Regions from separate parts of the Mus musculus genome. Here region 2 is linked to region 1. The links are chromatin loops, found by intact Hi-C in ENCODE. Cell type or tissue: gastrocnemius. All regions are shown on one strand. Each heading gives the region's core, and the rest is flanking DNA. Links, peaks and the distances in the headings are about the cores only. Region 1 overlaps N4bp1 (NEDD4 binding protein 1). Region 2 overlaps Lonp2 (lon peptidase 2, peroxisomal).

Region 1 (2,500 bases), core at 1-2,500:
CAAGTTGTGAGCTTTCTTCAGTGGCTGGATAACTGGGCTGTAAATGTTATACCTAAATGTGACAGATTTCACAAAGAATCTAGAATTATATTTCACATTATAATCTACAAAGTAATTAATGCCTTTTGGTTTCCTCCAGCTTTTTCCTCCCTCCTATATGGGGCAAGGGGAAATGGGCAGGTATCTCTCAGAAACAATACTAAGAACACAGAGGCACACAACTCAAAGATCAGGCTAGCCGAAGGGCCTTTGAGAGCCTGTGCTCCTCAGGCCAGCATCAGGCTGAGGCAGCTATGGAGTACTCCCGGCTCTCCTGGTTCCCAGCAGTGCTGGGCTGGGATTGACCACACCAGGAAGCCCTGGAGACAGCTCCACCTTGGCACCTTTGCTGTGCTCCCAAGCTGAGGCACTGGGTGGGGGACTGTGGTGGGTCAACTCCTGGGGCTGGCCAGAAGTCTCTGTTCTGTACTCACACAGCCTGCAGGTCTGAAACCCCCTAGGGACAGATGACAAACAGCTTCCCAGCAGGCTGGATCATCAACAAATTCAGGAGAGATCACGTAAGTATGGCCACCTAGAAGGCTCTGTTCATCTCCTGATGGGTGCAGGGACCAAATGAACCAAGACACGGCATGGTGGCAGCATTCTGTGATCTACACAGTCCCTGCACTACGGATAACAAACCAGCACCAAGTCCACGGTTACCTGCGGGACCGGGAGAACAACAATCCACAGGGCAGTGAATTTAACCACAAGGGCCTGGAGACTGCATGGATGGAGAACACAAAGCCCTTTGAAGGTCCAGGTGAGAGCCAAGACACTAAGAATGACCAGGAGGGGGTTCACAGACACAGACTTCAAGCTACACCGAGAAGAGACAATACTGAGATAACTGGTTCTGAAAGACTCAGGAATTGCTGCTAAGAAACCTCTAAGTAGACAAAAGAAGGGAAATGCAGGGGCTTTGAGGCCCTTCTGAAAGGACTAATGCTATTTATTGGCTTGGGTCATCCTTGAGAATAGAAAACTTTTTGGCAAAGCTGTACAAACGCCACATGGGGGGGGGGGGGTCTCCTCACCAGAGGCTTCAGTGCCTACCTTGTCTTCTGAGGCTAAGGTAGCTGTGGAGCCAGGGTGGGAGCATGGCGGCCATGGCTGGTGAGTGCACTACGGAGCTACGCCAGTCAGGGAGCATGCTGGGGCTGTACGTCCTCTAAGACTTCCCACCTGCTCCTCAGTCTGACTTTGTCTGGCCACTGGTGACAGCCCGGGTGTCAGATGCCATCTAGTGGCTCCACTTCTTCACTCTCATAATGGCTCGCTGAGAAGGCCCCACAAGAGCAGAGCAGGCCCACTCTAGGGATGAAGGCAGGGGAGCACACGCCATGTTTAGTGAACAGGACAAATTACCTCAAGAAAATAGACTTTAAGAAGTCTTGCTTTCCTTAAGGAAGCAACTCCTTTTTTTTTCTTAATTTTTTTTTAAAATTTTATTTAGAAAGGCTAACCATATTTATTTGTCATTTTTTCTTCAGCTTTAAGGAAAATAGTTTAAAAAACATAAAACTGTAAATACACTCAAGAGTAACTGCTATTAAACAGTTCTGAACAGGCAGAAAGAGTACTTTCCTTTTACAGAAAACGTTAAGTCTGTAATAGCAGCATAATTTATATATAGAAAAAAGCTGGCTTTGAAACCCCAGACTTTTGTATACATAAAACATTTCCCTCCTTTTTCTATACAACACAGCAATGCTTTCCGGGAAGGCTTCTTCACGTTATGGTCCATCCCACGGTTGGCAGTTCCCCAGCATCAGTGGGCTCCAGCCCAGCCGTCAGTCCAACACCAGGGCCGACAGGGCATTCAGGTCTTTCATGTACGGATGAGCTGCCAGGATCTGGTCGATCTTCAGCTTTTGCTCAGAGTCAGGGAAGATCTTTAGCAGCGCCTCCCTCAGCTCGCTGGTCTCTGCAGAAGATCTCTGTGCTGGCAGGGGTGGGTTCTGCTGCATACTGGGAAGGGTGGCCAGAGCTGTGAAGTGGGACTGCTGGGGAAGCCAAGGGCTTGAAGAGGTCTGGATCCGGGGTGGAGGCTGGTGGCTGTTGTTGGCTACCTGCGTGCTGGGACTCCGGAAGCCAGGGTCAAATGTGCCCACACTTGGCAGGGCATTGAGTAGCGGCTGCATGTGTCTGTGGATGAAGTGAGAGGGACAGTAAGAAACCCTTTCAAAGCGCCTATGGCTAACACTGAAGGCCTAGATGCTAGTTCCATGGTTTCTGAAGGCCTGAGGAGAAAGCTATGGGGTGGTGAAATCAGCCCCCTAAGAGTGGCCTATAGGGCATCTGGTACCATTTCCAGAACCATAAGGGATCGAGCATCCCTGGATTTGACAATGCCTTACCAGTCTTTTGTCTTAGGGCTGGTCACACTCGTTGGGTTGTATGCAGGGCCAGCTTACAGAGCTGAGGAGAGGCACCTCTCCCTGGGCACAGAGATAAG
Region 2 (7,563 bases), core at 3,143-5,642, 200 kb before region 1:
TGACAGATACCCTGAGACTAGAATTACGGTTGTGAAAAGCCCTGTGGGTGCTGGCTTTGAGCCTGGGTCATCTGGAAAAGCAGCCAGTGCTCCTAACTATGGAGTCATCTTCCTAGCCCCCTTCTTAACAAATTTTCGGTTGGTTTGGTTTGGCTTTTGAGACAGGATCTCACTATGTAGCCCTGGCTGTCCTGGAATTCACTCTGTAGACCAGGCTGGCCTCAAGTTTACAGAGATCCACCTGATTCTTCCTCTTAGCAAATTTTAAGAATGCAAAACATTATTGTTTGCTTAGAAACACTGTACCACATAGTAGATCTCCAGAACTCACACTTGTCTAACTGAACATCAAGACCATTTTACCATCACCCTCCCATACCCTTCCTCGCCCAGTCCCTGGCAACCATTGTACTCTGTCTGCTTCTGAGAGTTGTAAATCCCATGCAGTAAGTGGAAGCGTGCGGTCTGTCTGTTCTGGCTTATTTCTCTCAGAACTCACTCTGTGTTGAAAGTCACGAGATCCCCTGGCTTTGTTTTCTTTTGTTGTATCGCTTTTTTAAAGGCTAACTTATAGCAGTTACATGAATATAGCACGTTTCTTCATTTCCTCTCAGTGGATATTTAAACAGCTTCCATTTCTTGGATATTATGAATAACAGCACATTTCGTCTTGTGTTAGCATATAGGTACTCTCCAAGGTCCTGATTTCAATCATTTGAGCATATACCCAGAAATGGGGAATGCTCAATCATATGGTAGGTTTAATTTTAATTGCTGAGAAACCTTTGTACTGTTTTAATTCTGAAGTTACCAATTCATATTCCTGTAATAGTATATGAGGGCTCCTGTCTCTCCATATTTTCACTATCACTTGTTATAATGTGTTTTATCATTTGTTGGAGAGGGGGGTCTCACATAGGCCAGCTTGACCTGGAACTCACTATATAGCTAAGGAGGATCCCCATGCCTTCCACCTGTATTGGGCAATACTAAGATTACAGGCTTGTGCCACAAGTCTGGCTATAATTTGGTGGTTATTGTCTTCCTCTGCTTTGTTTTAAGTAGCCATTCTGATAGGACTAGGATGATTTTTGTTTGCTTTGTTTTAGCAGGGTCATGATGCATAAGCTGTACCTGGCCTCAGATTCATGACAGTGCTCCTTCCCCAGCGTGCATCCTGGAATTGCAGGCGTGCACACCATACCCAGCTCTTGATTTTGATTTTGATGACTTACTCCTGATGTCATTTCAGAATTACCATTGCCAAGAACAGCTCTAGGGTTTTCATTCAGGTGCATGCACTCTCCAGTTTCCCCACAGTGTTTGTTCAAAGAGACTATCCTCTCCCTAGAGTGCAGTCTTGAAGGCCTCATTGAAAGTTAGTTGACCCATATGTTTGGGTTAGTACTGCACTCTGAACTATTCCGTTCTTATGCCAGACCTATACTTTTAGATTAGTGTGTAACCCAGTGAATCTGCTTAGTGCTTATGTGCACTTAGGTGTGAGGCCATTCACTGAAGCATGAGCAACATACCAGTGGCCACAACCCCAAGGAAAAAATATGCTCCCTTTCAGTAGGCTGGACACCTTATCCTGGGTCAGCTCCAGCCTCCTCCCTGCTTCCCTTCTTTGCTCATGTGCTGTGGGGCTGCTCATCTCTGGCTGGGTACCTTACCTGGGTCAGTTCTGGCCTCCTGCTTTCTTGGTCATTAGCATCCACCACAATGTTTGCTGACTTTTATCATGTAAAGAAAATGAATTTTGTCTAGTGCTTTTCTGCATTTATTGGGATGACTGTATAGATTTGTCTTTCATTCAGCTAATGCAATATATTACATTATTGATTTGCATATGTTATATTATCTATGTAGTCTCAGTAAAACGACCCATGTGGTTATTACATTTGAACCTTTTAAACTGTTTTTTAGTGCAGTTCAGTATAGGAAATTGGTTAAGTGAGTGTGGATAATTGAATAATAAACTATAAAGTACCCACAAAGTGTTGCTGAGATGTATATTTCCTATTGAAAATTCCTTAACAGATTAAATGAGAGAACAAAAGAAATGCACTTTACAGAAGACTCCATAAAATCTCATTTTGAAAAATACATGTGTAATCTCACACTCACATCACCTGAGACATTACATCCTAACTGTTATGAGAATGAGGTCATAGGTATCTGCTTTCTTCTATTTCATTAGTGTCAAGAATTGGGGGTAGGGCATATATAATACTACTACTAAATAAGACAAATATTCTTTAAATCTTTCAAATTTTGTCATTACTGGGAGGAGAATGATGTCAGTAGATGACTATGTGGAGTTGGTTCCCTCCTTTCATATTTATGTGGATTCTGGGTTGTCAGGTTTGTTGCAACAAGTGCTTTTATCCCCTGAGCCATCTTGATTACCCACCCACCCCACTTTCTTTTTCAAAGAAAACCTTCCAGCACAATAAAATATATAGAAACTATATCCCCCAGAGAAATAATGTTTATGTAAAAAGTCATTGCAAGTGATGTGATTTGAGAATGGGATTTTAACGGGTGGATGTCTCTGGAGACACTAAATCTTAAATAGAACAATCAAACAAAATGAAGGATTCTATGTTAGCTATTTTTCTATTGCTCATGACTGAACGCAGCTTGGGGAGGAAAGGGCTTATTTATTTTATAGCTGTTAGTCCAGGGAAGTCAGGAATTGATGCAGAGGCCATGGAGGAGGGCTACTACTGACTTGCTCCTTATAGTTTGCTTAGCCTGCTTTCTTATAGCATTCGGGACCACTGGCTGAGGAGAGGTGGAGCGGGGTCTCCCACATCAATCAAGAAAATGCAGCACAGACATGCCTATGGTCCAATTTTATGAAAGCATCATCTCAGTTGAGGGTTCCTCCTCTTAGATGACTTCAGCTTGTGCCAAGTTGACAAAAGGAAAACAAACAAAAAACCCAAGTCCCTAGTTAATATAATACATTTGAAGACATAGAGTGATCCAAATGTGTTGTTACTTACAAGTTCCAAGTGCTAAAATAACTTCTATTGGCTTGTTTGACAGATCGCCTGGACATTCGGGCAGCCCGGATTCTTCTGGACAATGACCATTATGCCATGGAAAAACTGAAGAGGAGGGTTTTGGAATACTTGGCTGTGAGACAACTGAAAAATAACTTGAAGGGCCCAATCCTCTGTTTTGTTGGCCCGCCTGGAGTAGGCAAAACAAGTGTGGGGAGATCCGTGGCCAAGACTCTGGGTCGGGAGTTCCACAGGATTGCACTTGGGGGTGTGTGTGACCAGTCTGACATTCGAGGGCACAGGTAACACAGTCTTTCAGCCTCTTTTAACTTTGACATTTGTTTAGTGGACTAACTAGTATGTGCCTTGGCTTTCTACGGTCCTACTTGAGTGGAATTATGGAATTGTAACTTACTTTGTGATTGGATATTATGTTGACTTTCTACTTACCTAGTAGCATTACCTAAATAATAACCATAACTCTTTTAGTGTTTTAATGAATAATTGCAGTTCTGTGGGCAGATATGGGGAGGTGAGTAATCTTTGAGTAAGTTTATTCTGCCTGTAGTCTTTCTCTTACGAAAACCTGACAGCACTAATGGAAAAGTTTAGCATAACCATTACAGCTCACCCTTTCATGTTCACTCACTTTCTGTTTTAAAAAAAAATAGACTAAGTATGTTAGACTTGATCAACCTACACTATTATAATCAGATATGGTTTCCCTTTCCACTGTTTGGTTTTGTGGTTCTCCCTGTGGACCTGACTGGAAGAGGCTTTAGGGAAGCCTAGGTCTATATGGCCAAAGGGCTCTGTGGCAGTTGCAGGCTGTGAGAACACACACCTAGAGTATATGTGTAAGAAGTGTGGGGAAGCTGCTGTGTACCTCAGGGTTACAGCCTAGCATGCAGAGAGTGTGAAACACGGAAACCCTGAGCTGCTAGTGAAAGAATATGGTGTTTTTCATTCATTTTCCCAATGACTTTCTAGCAGGGATCACTGACTTTAGGTAATGACGGGAAACTGGGAAAAACTCTTCTTCAAGACATGGTTCTTTTCTGGGTCTGGTGACCCATGCCTATAATCCTACCCCTTGGAAAGTGGAAGCAGACTAGCCATAGCTATATGCCGAGATTGAGACCACCCTGTGCTACACAAGACCCTGTTTTTAAATAAAAAGAGAGAAAGCAGGCAAGCAAGAAAGCAAGCAAGCAAGAGAGAAAGGCAGGCCTATTCTCTTTTATTTGTTCATAAGTGAAGAATGCGCGTTGAAAAAGCATGCAAAGATTCTAACAAGGAATGAGGGAACACATCAGGCTGAGGGATTGATTTAGGTCACTCCTGGCAATTGCAGATCATGTTGTTGCCTAGACTGTCTTGTTCTCCTGAGTGCCACTAGAGGCTGTAGTCCCCTTTCATAATGAAATAGACACCCTTATTTGCAGACCAGCCACAAAGAATTTGGGCTGAAATCTGATTTTGACAAAACTCCTGAGACCTACCCTAGTCAAGTGACTTGATCTGGACTCTGTCATTTCGGATTATTTCCCTTTTTAAATTTGTTTTTAATGTGCATTGGTGTTTTGTCTGTATGTATGAGAATGTCTGAACTGGAGTAACAGATAGAATAAAAGAAAAAGTGGCTGCTTTGTGTTGTCTCTCTCACTTAGCCGCCACTTTCCCAAGCATGGATTTCCCGCCATTTGCCAGCTGCACCTGTCTATAGAACAGGAAGGTGCCAGTAAGTCAGGGACTGGCTTTTAAAAACAACCAAAGACTGTATTCTAGTAGTTGGAAAATGAAGAGGTAGGAGGGAGACAGAGGGGAAAGAAAGGTTTGCTTTACAGTTCTCTAATAAAGTGGTGAGCCTTTTGTTTTCTGCATCTTAAAGGAGGCATGAAGTGAAACTTAGCTGTTAATTCACTCAGGCAGTTTTTATCTCAGCATGTTTTTCTGCCTGTAAGTCACAAAATCACCATTCCTGTTGTTGAGTTTTTGAGTTTAAATAAATGAATTATCAGAAATCCAGTAGGAAGTAGTATTCTAGGGGATGAATTTTATAAAATTGTGTTTATGTAAATCTGGATGTTTTTCTTTTTCTATGTGTATGTATGTCTGTGTGTGTTGTATATGCATGTGTGTACATGTGCATGTATGTGTGTATACTCCAGGTTGATTGTTGAGGGACTCTGGACAGCTTGATCGTGACACTCTGACAGGCTCTGGCAGGCTTTCCCCCATTCCTTCAGCCTTGCTAAAAACTATTAGATTAAATTCCTAAAGGTAGCCACCAAGGTCTATTCCCTTACTTGGTCACTTCCTCCTCGTGAGGCTAATTTCCAAGGTTCAGCTATGAAAGTATTGAAGTCTAGCAATCAAAAGCCCCCTTAGGCTCTCCTAAGTAACATGTCCAATTAAAATGAAATACCTCATCCTAATATGAGATTTCCCCTTTTACCTTTTTAGTCCATCATTTTCCTATGTGCCATGTCTGTCTCCTCTCTATCCAGAGGCAGTTCTTTGTCCTCTAGAACAAATATCCCTCCTCCCTCTCCCTTGTTCCCATCCCCTTCTCCCTTGTCCTCCGTCATCTGTCTTTGGCTCAGATTGCCTGCCCTGTCCTGAGCCAATACTTTTCCTTTCAGTTGTCAAAGGTCTTTTTCAGTTCCCTCCCACCGTATTCTCTGAGGCAGAATCTCTGTCAAACCTGAAGCAGAGCTTGCCGGTTCTGCTAGTTTCGTTAGCTAGCTTGCTTCAGTGATCTGTCTCTACTTTCTGAGGCTGAACTGACAGACAAATACTGTATCATCTGGCATTACATGGGTTCTAGGGATCTGAACTCAGGGTTTCTTGTTTGCCCAGCAAGCACTTTAACAGTCTTGCTATCTCATAGCCCATAGTCTGTTTCTTATTAGTTATTCTTTGGTTTAAATATAACACTTATCCTTACAATATATCTCAGATCACTGTTGATATTGACTTTTTGAAATAATTTTGCTACCTACGTTTACAGATAATAAAGTTCTGTTGTTGGAAGATATCAGTGGCTCAATTTTAAAGGAGATGAAAATCCTCTGACTTCTTTGTTGACAAATTTTCATCTGTAACTGAAATAGGAAAGTTATAAATAAACCATTTATTTCTCTACAAAACAAAAATAGATGTGTCAGTAGGTTCTTTTTTTTTTTTTTAACTGAAGTACAGTAGATACACTCTGGTGCTCATATCCTCCTCACCACCTGCCTTTGCATATAACCCTTCTAAAAGAGGTTTATCGTAAGCCACCGTGGTGTCTAATATTGACTGTTAACTTGACAAGATCTAAACTCATATAGGAAACAAGCCTCTGGGTATTTGTGCAAGGGAGTTTCATGGTTGTGTTAATTCTGTAGAAAGACTCAATCCAAATGTGAGCATCACCATTCAGAGTGAATAAAAAGGAGAGAGTGGGGCAAGCATGATGGTGCACGCCTTTAATCTCAGAGCTGAGGAGGCAGAGGCAGGCGGATTACTGTGAGTTTGAGGCTGGCCTGGTCTACAAAGTGAGTTCCAGGACAGCTAGAACTACATAATGAGACCCTGTCTAAATAAATATGTAAATAGAATAAAAACGATGGATCAATTGATGTCTCTCTGCTTACTGACAGCGAATGTAATGTCATGAGCTGTTTCACACTCCGGCTCCCATGCCTTCCTTACCATTTTGGACTGTCTGTACCTCCAACTGTAAGCCGAAAATAAATCCTTCCTCTCTTAATTTGTTTCTTGTCAAGTTCCTGTCATAGCAACGAGAAAAGGAAGTAAAGGCAGGCCCAAGTTTAGGTTTCCCCGATTAATATATACAACCAGTAATGATTTTTCTCTTCTTGTATGAACCATATGGTATTTATTGTGCCCTTTTAGTGATTAAACAATGTAGGTCTGTGGCATTTTTAACCCATCTGAAAATAGCATAAATACAAATGGAGCATCCTCCATCTGTAAATCTGGAGTGCTCTAAAATACCAAGAGTTTTCGATGCTGACATGATGCCCAAGTGAGACGCAATACACCTAACTTCATACACCAGGTCTCAGCCAAACTATAGGTGCTCTTACAGGACGAGGGGTGGTGAAGAGCCTTGACTGCTCTTCCGGAGGCTTTGTGTTTGATTCCTAGAACTCATATGTTGGCTCACAACTGCCTATAACTCTGGTTCCAGGCGATCTGGTGTCCTCTTCTGGCCTCTTAAGGCATTGCAAATATATATAGTACTCAGACATACGTTCAGGCAAACTATCCATACATATAAAATTATAAAAATATTTTTTAATGTATGGATAATGTATGGATATTTAAAGGTTTGAAATATTGTATAAATTGCCCATAAGCTGTGTGTGTGAGGGCCTTATATATGAGTATGATATATAGGTGAATCTTTTGTGTTGATATGGATACCAGTCCCAAGACATCTATTATGTATGTATGCAAATATTATAAAACCAGAAAGAAAAAAAATTAAACCCCGAACCACTTCTGTCCTCAAAACATTTTGGATATAACAGTCAAC

What was found. Peaks named below come from ENCODE experiments on the same cell type or tissue, not always from the same donor. Only the 100,000 strongest peaks of a DNase experiment are listed, where the experiment ranks them.
Region 2: it touches region 1 in a loop (3-fold over the local background); 13 of 42 quality-filtered maps call a loop at or near these places.

The regions. Positions count from the first base shown.
Region 1 is chr8:86,842,852-86,845,351 of GRCm38, forward strand. N4bp1 (NEDD4 binding protein 1) reads right to left here. Exons shown (of 7, transcript NM_030563.2): 7 at 1-2,190. The coding sequence ends at 1,836. Among named protein-coding and RNA genes, the nearest start is that of Gm33877, 7.5 kb to the right of the region's middle. In gastrocnemius, for the core only: a CTCF peak has its summit at 1,290 (motif pointing left); DNase peaks (open chromatin) are centred at 1,245 and 1,936.
Region 2 is chr8:86,638,485-86,646,047 of GRCm38, forward strand. Lonp2 (lon peptidase 2, peroxisomal) reads left to right here. Exons shown (of 15, transcript NM_025827.3): 7 at 3,058-3,316. Among named protein-coding and RNA genes, the nearest start is that of Lonp2, 18 kb to the left of the region's middle. In gastrocnemius, for the core only: a CTCF peak has its summit at 4,403; no DNase peak of the experiment used is centred there.